Linked DNA regions of Homo sapiens: region 2 is linked to region 1. Evidence: chromatin contacts called from ENCODE Hi-C or POLR2A ChIA-PET data. All regions are on one chromosome and are shown on one strand. Each heading gives the region's core, a stretch centred on a gene start or an enhancer-like site at or near the end of the contact. The rest is flanking DNA. Distances are from core to core; before and after follow the strand shown. Region 1 overlaps PALM2AKAP2 (PALM2 and AKAP2 fusion). Region 2 overlaps PALM2AKAP2 (PALM2 and AKAP2 fusion).

What was found. Hi-C counts contacts between places; a loop is a spot of excess contacts on that map. ChIA-PET counts read pairs that join two places held with the same protein, here RNA polymerase II (POLR2A). Pooled maps may share reads with other maps.
Region 2: a map of motor neuron shows a loop between it and region 1 (4-fold over the local background). The contact joins two enhancer-like sites. A Hi-C loop is called at or near these places in 10 of 168 maps with a recorded cell type or tissue (B cell, CD4-positive, alpha-beta memory T cell, GM18951 and 6 more), 6 of 37 single-sample maps with no recorded cell type and 16 of 50 pooled maps. POLR2A ChIA-PET finds 5 or more read pairs at or near these places in 11 of 52 experiments (AG04449, GM10248, OCI-LY7 and 4 more).

The regions. Positions count from the first base shown.
Region 1 is chr9:109,886,316-109,889,415 of GRCh38, forward strand. The region is part of intron 3 of PALM2AKAP2 (PALM2 and AKAP2 fusion); the gene reads left to right. Among named protein-coding and RNA genes, the nearest start is that of PALM2AKAP2, 110 kb to the left of the region's middle. Within about 2 kb of position 1,681, at least 7 of the 41 ENCODE cell types and tissues checked have a DNase peak (open chromatin) inside an H3K27ac peak, as active enhancers do.
Region 2 is chr9:110,155,421-110,158,520 of GRCh38, forward strand. It overlaps PALM2AKAP2 (PALM2 and AKAP2 fusion), which reads left to right. Exons shown (of 11, transcript NM_007203.5): 9 at 899-1,077. It overlaps LOC124902244 (a long non-coding RNA gene), which reads left to right. Exons shown (of 2, transcript XR_007061727.1): 2 at 1-783. Among named protein-coding and RNA genes, the nearest start is that of C9orf152, 51 kb to the right of the region's middle. RefSeq lists a silencer at 1,573-1,622. Within about 2 kb of position 1,656, at least 9 of the 41 ENCODE cell types and tissues checked have a DNase peak (open chromatin) inside an H3K27ac peak, as active enhancers do.

The DNA.
Region 1 (3,100 bases), core at 431-2,930:
CCACACTAGCCCTGTTTACTTCATGTCTGCCCCAAGCATCAAGTCTTGTTGTTTACCTTGTCACTTTCCCACTTAAGATTCTCTTTCATTTCACTGGGTTTTACTAAAGTGTTTGAAATACAGGGTTTTTAACTTCCTTTGATTAGTGAGAAATATGGGGAAAATTTATCTCCCAACCTTATCAGTTGGGGGCAGACCAACCCCAGTGAAGATGAGAAACTTCATGGAGTATTAAATGAAAATGGGATGAGCTGTCACAAAGCCAGGATGTTAATTCTAGCTCTGCTGATCATTTGCTGTGTGACCTTGGGCAAGTCTTTTGCTCTCTTCAGTCTCAGTTTCCTCATATCTTCAGTGAGCCATCTCTCGGGATCTTCCAGCTCTGGTATTCTGAGTTTCTCTAATTTGAGGAGTTGGTTAGAGATCTCTTTTCTCAACAGTGTACCTGTTCCGAGAAATGTTACTGTTATAGAAGGAAGTGGTTTTGGAAACGGGTCAGAGTGGAGGAAAGAGGTTGAGTTCTCAAAAAACTAAAGGCTAGGTATAAGTAACTGATTCATCACAGAGATGACTAATTCATCAGAACAGCTGTCTGTTCTAAAATATGTCACATCAAATATTCATTGAATAAAATATTGAAGTCTCAACTGCTAACCTAGAGAGAGCCAAGCAGCTTTTAAAAAATCAGGATAGAAGTGTACTTTTCATTTCCACATTGGACCTGTGATTCTCTGAGTACCTGTGTGGGTCTCTGGTAAATACCAGAATTCACTTAATTTTCCATATTGTTAGGAGGCTCAAAGCCAAAGGCGTAGAGACATTAGGCATAAGCATATGTATCTTATTAAGCATCTGTATGTTATGTTGTGGGGTTTGGCAACCAAGAAGATGACAGTTACTTACAACTGTTCTAGAAAAGGCAACCACTGAAACATTCATTGAAATCACAAAGGACACTTGCTTGAGATTCATTGTGTTCTTCACATTTGCTATTTTTAACTCCATGATTCACTGTTCTTTTGAGCAGGGAGGGGAACACTCCACAGTGGCATTCCACATCTGTGCACTTCCAGCCGGGGTCCCCACCCCACGTTCAGCCACATTTGCAGCCCAATTATTGTTTCCATTCTTTTGTTTCCTTCCAAAATAAAACTATATATGCTATGTATACAGTAAACTATATAGTAGTGTCTCTATATTGTGTAATATTTCCTGTTTTGTCACTCCCTTCTGGGTAGCGGCCTAGCTTTTCTGCCTCCATTTAATTCATTAATTTTCTAATTTAAGCCTTGTAATACTCCCATGAGGTAGTGATGATGATGATGATGATGAAGAGAGAAGAGAAGCACAGGAGGTGAAGTAACTTGCTGCCCCCCCCTAAAAAAATTCAATGGAAGGACATACAAGATGAATGAAAAATAATTTTAAAAAAGTGAAAGAGCAAGTATTTGAACTCAACTCTGCCTAATTCTAAAGCATGTTCTCAAAAATCCCAACAGAAGTTGTTATTTTAAGCTAAATTTTTTTGAGACCTCTGATATTGAGTGAAATTACACTAACGTGCACCTCGTGATGTAGGAGGAGGGACAGGTAATGTGATTCTCCCTCCTCAACCTCCACACATGCTTCTTCAGAAGGCGGTGCATCAGACGCACCATGACTCTGGAGGTGCCGGTCTTCAGCCTATTGTGGGTGGTCATCATGATGGTGAGACTGCCCCCTTCAGGTTCTTTCATGAAGTGCAGGTTTCATTTTGGGCTTGGCTCCTTTCTGTCTCTTTTGGAAGCCCTTTGTTCCTGATTGCACTTTCTAGCCTGTGTACAGTCTAAACCTCTGCGGGAAACAGTGTGTGCTTCTGAAAAGGGCTCCAGCATAGCAAACTCACTAGAAAGCCGGACCTCAGAGCTTGACCAAACTTGGCTGGAGTCCTAGTTCTGTATTTACAAGTTGTTTGATCTTGGACAAGCCATGTAAACTCTCTGGACTTAAGTGTCCTCGCCTGTACATTGGGGAAAACTATACCCACCTTGCAGTGCTGTTGTAATGTGTAGAGGTCAGGTGTGTTTGTGAAGTGCCAAGAACAGCAGGTTGTCAGTAAGAATAGTGCTGTTGGCTGGGCACTGTGGCTCATGCCTGTAATCCCAGCACTTTGGGAGGCTGAGACAGATGGATCACCTGAGGTCAGGAGTCCGAGACCAGCCTGGCCAACATGGTGAAACCTCTTCTCTACTAAAAATACAAAAAATTAGCCAGGCGTGGTTGCAGGCGCTTGTAATCCCAGCTACTCAGGAGGCTGAGGCAGGAAAATCACTTGAACCCAGGAGGCGGAGGTTGCAGTGAGCCGAGATCGCACCATTGCACTCCAGCCTGGGCATCAAGAGCAAAATTTTGCCTCCAAAAAAAAAAAAAAAAAAAAAGAATAGTGCTGTTCTTATTGTTGTTTCTTCCATCCCCCTACAGCAGAGTTTCTTAACAGCTGTGCTATTGACATTTAGGGCTGGATAGTTATTTGTTGTGAGTGGCTGTCTTGAGTATTGCAAGATGTTTAGTAGCATCCCTGGCCTCTACCTAGTGGCTTCCAGGGGCACCATTGCCCTTTCCCAGTCATGATAATAAAACATGTCTCCAGACATTGCTGAATGTTGCCTTGGGGGACAAAATCTCTCCAAGTTGAGAACTACTGCTCAAAAGCCTGGCATTATGTGTATTGATACTAAGATGAGAATCTCACCACCGAGTAGTTCCAGAATACAGAACCCTAAAAAGATTTATGAAGATAACATTAGTGATTCTCAGTGCAAAATGACAAAGTGTTTCAGTTACTTGAAAATAAAAGGCTTCTCTTATGCACTGAGCCATGAAAGTCTGTTCAGAGTTAAAAAGAAATAGTTGCTTTTTTGGTTTTTGCATTCAGTATTGTGCTGCTTTTGCAAAGGCAATAATTTTATGACAGTTCATAAAACCATGGAATCTTAGAGTATGCATAACTGACATGTTATGCGGATCAACTCCTATCTGATTCTTGAATTTGCAATGAACGTAATGAGTGGGAGTGAAAAAACAGTCTCTCCCCAAAGCCTGAAAGTGACAGGAAACTCAT
Region 2 (3,100 bases), core at 406-2,905, 270 kb after region 1:
CCACCCCATGAAGGGCCAGAAGCCAGGGCCAGGCATTTCTTGGGAGGGAGGGATGGAAATGGTCTTGGTGAGGGTGCGTAGAGTCACCACACCACTGTTGAATTAATCACTGACCTCATCTCTCCATCCTGAGGATTCTTGGAGGACATTGCGAGAGCTAAAATCTCCTCATTCCCAAGGCTGGTGTGCACCTTTTCCATTGCCTTTGTTGGTGTACACTTCTTAAGGTCTGGGAGGCCTCAAACCCCAATGTTTCAGGACCCCAGCAGGTGAGGTAAATGAATAAAGCTGGCCAGTGTAAGACCGGGGCAAACTGAGAAGAACAAACTTCATCCTTATTCAAAGGTTTTATAACACTGGGCTGTCTGCACAAAAAGCCTGGGCAGGTCAGCAGACAATTGACTTCCTCTGCTATAGAGGATAGACCCTGGTGAGGAAAGCAGGAGGCCTGGGTACCATCACTGGCTCCCTATGACTTGAGTACAGCCTTCCCTTGGCAGAGCCTCAAGCGCTTTCATCTGTTAAGAAGTGGGTCTGTGAGTCTCCAAGGTGCCACCACCTCTGACAGTCTAATTCTGTGATCTGTGATAGAATACATATCTCAAAACAACTGGAGCCACTGTCGGTCTGTCCAACATATATTTGCAAAATGCGTGCTGTGCCTGTTTGATCTAACTGACTTTTTGGAACTTGGTGTCCTTGAGATCTTTGGATGGGTTTGTGCATTAACCTTAAGTGCTTTGATCCCTGTAATATAATAAAATGGCCTACACTTAACCATCATTCTGGTACCACTCTCTGTGTCAGAGGTTGTTGCTCTTTTATTTGCCAGTTTTCTTTCTAAAAGCAGTCATGAGCAGACAAGCTTAGAAAGGGTATTTTCTTCGTGTTGTTTCAGGGAAAATAGAGAAAGTCAAACCTCCTCCATCCCCCACCACTGAAGGCCCCAGCTTGCAGCCTGACTTAGCCCCTGAAGAGGCTGCCGGAACCCAGCGGCCCAAGAATCTGATGCAGACCCTCATGGAAGACTATGAGACACACAAATCTAAAAGGCGCGAGAGAATGGATGATAGTAGTGTAAGTTTTTCCTCCTTTCCTCTTTCACTTCTCTGAGCGCGGCCATCGGTGTGGCGTGTGGCATTCCAGTTCAGGCACAAATGTGTATGTCGTTGTCTGGTCAGCATTAGGGTTCCAGTATCAGTTTTCATATATGTGGTTTCACATGCCTGGAACTGGGTTTGGGTTTTTGCCTGTTTCAAAAAAAAATTGTTGATCTTGCAGGGAGCTGGTCCTTTGCTGCCAAGTATAGCTGGAGTCGACCAGCAAGGCTAGTGTGTAAGATGTTTGGTGCATAGAAAGACAGCATGCAAGGGCCACGCAGGGAGAAGGTTGCAAGTGCCCTGAAATCATCCCTATGCACCTGGGAGCTGATTTCTACCATTGCCCAGTAGAGATTTTATTTCTCTAGAAAAGGATGAAGATGCTGTTCCTTCAAAGCCGACACTCTAGGCAATCCCTAACAATGTTACAGTGCTTAAAAGACTGAGTGTGTTTGGGGCTGTTAACAAGCCCATGTGCATAGCTTGAAAGCAAAGAGCCAGTGAAAATGACAGTTGAAAACCACATGGCTACTCTGCTACACCCAAGCCCTCGGAACTTTGCACATAACGTTCAAATTAACTGTGAAGGAAGTCACATGCTCTGTGGTTTCTTTCTCCGGTTAGAGACATAGGAACTGTTGCTCTACACAGTCCCAGGAGCCTGGAGATCAGCCTCAGGGTTCATGCCAACCTCCTGTGGGTCTTCTGGCACCAGTCTCTTAGCACATATTGAAGTCATCACCTCCTCCCCTGACTGCACTTAAGTCACAGATAGCTTGGGTTGGTTGAGGATCCTACTGAGTTTACCTGAGACAGTCCTGGCTTATGCCTGTTGTGGTGTTGTGGTTATTAATATCCCCTTCAACTCTTTTGTTGTTGTTGTTGTTGTTGTTGTTGAGACAGGGTCTGTCTCTGTCACCCAGGCTGGAATGCATTGATGTAATCATGGCTCATTGCAGCCTCGACCTCCTGGGTTCAGGCAATCCTCCCGCCTCAGCCTCCTGAATAGCTGGGACCACACGCGTATGCCACCATACCTGGCTTATTTTTTAACTTTTTTGTAGAAAGGAGGTCTCATTATGTTGCTCAGACTGTTCTTCAACTCCTGAGCTCAAGGGATACTCCCACCCCAGCCTCCTAAAGTGCTGGGATTACAGACATGAGCCACTGCACCCAGCCTGCCTTTCACTCTTGAAAGTGTCCCAGTTTGGGTGATAAACCATCTGGTCACCTTAAACTTGAATGCTATGAAGTTCACAGTAAGAATTCCCTGCTGTTTTATTGCCTTTTATATCCTAGCTGGCTAAGTTAAAGGATTTCTGGAGTTGAAGCCCAGATGCTGAAAGTTGCTTTCAAAATATATGGCGGTAAAGAAAGGAAGAAAGCAAATGGATATCTGGCAGCCTGGCTTCTCACTTGGCATCTCCCAGGCTTTCCCTTTTGTTTACACCTGAACTGCGTGGAGCACTGGCTCAGCTGCTGTATTAGGCTGCAGCTATTCTACTGGGCTCTTCACTGTATTAGACAGTGGGATGATGCCCGGCCCTGGGTAGCTGCTGCAGACATTTCCACTGCTGAACCTCACTGTAGGGGAGCCAGCAGCTCCTTTCGTGAGCCTGCAGGATTTTTCCCTGGCTACTCAGTCACTTTCACCAGCCCTTCTTTGAAGCCCCACTTCAAAGGATAAAGTTTGCCTTAAGAATTTTCTGAAAGTTAAATCATTTTGAAACTTGGTGCTCTAGGTGTCTGGTTTCTTTTCTCCCAGTGACTCTGCTCTATACATCAGCAGTTTTGGTAGAATTTAGCCAAGTGGGTGCCCCACACTCTGATGTGGATGGGGAAGAACAAGTAGAACCACTTAGCATGTGACCCACGCGAGTGTTTGCTGAACACACTCTACTTGTCACTTGTGTATGTCTTTTGTGTTGGAGTGCAGATGATAGGGAAAAATACTCCATACAGAAGGGTAGAGGCAGTTCTCACTCATTTCGTAAAGGCAG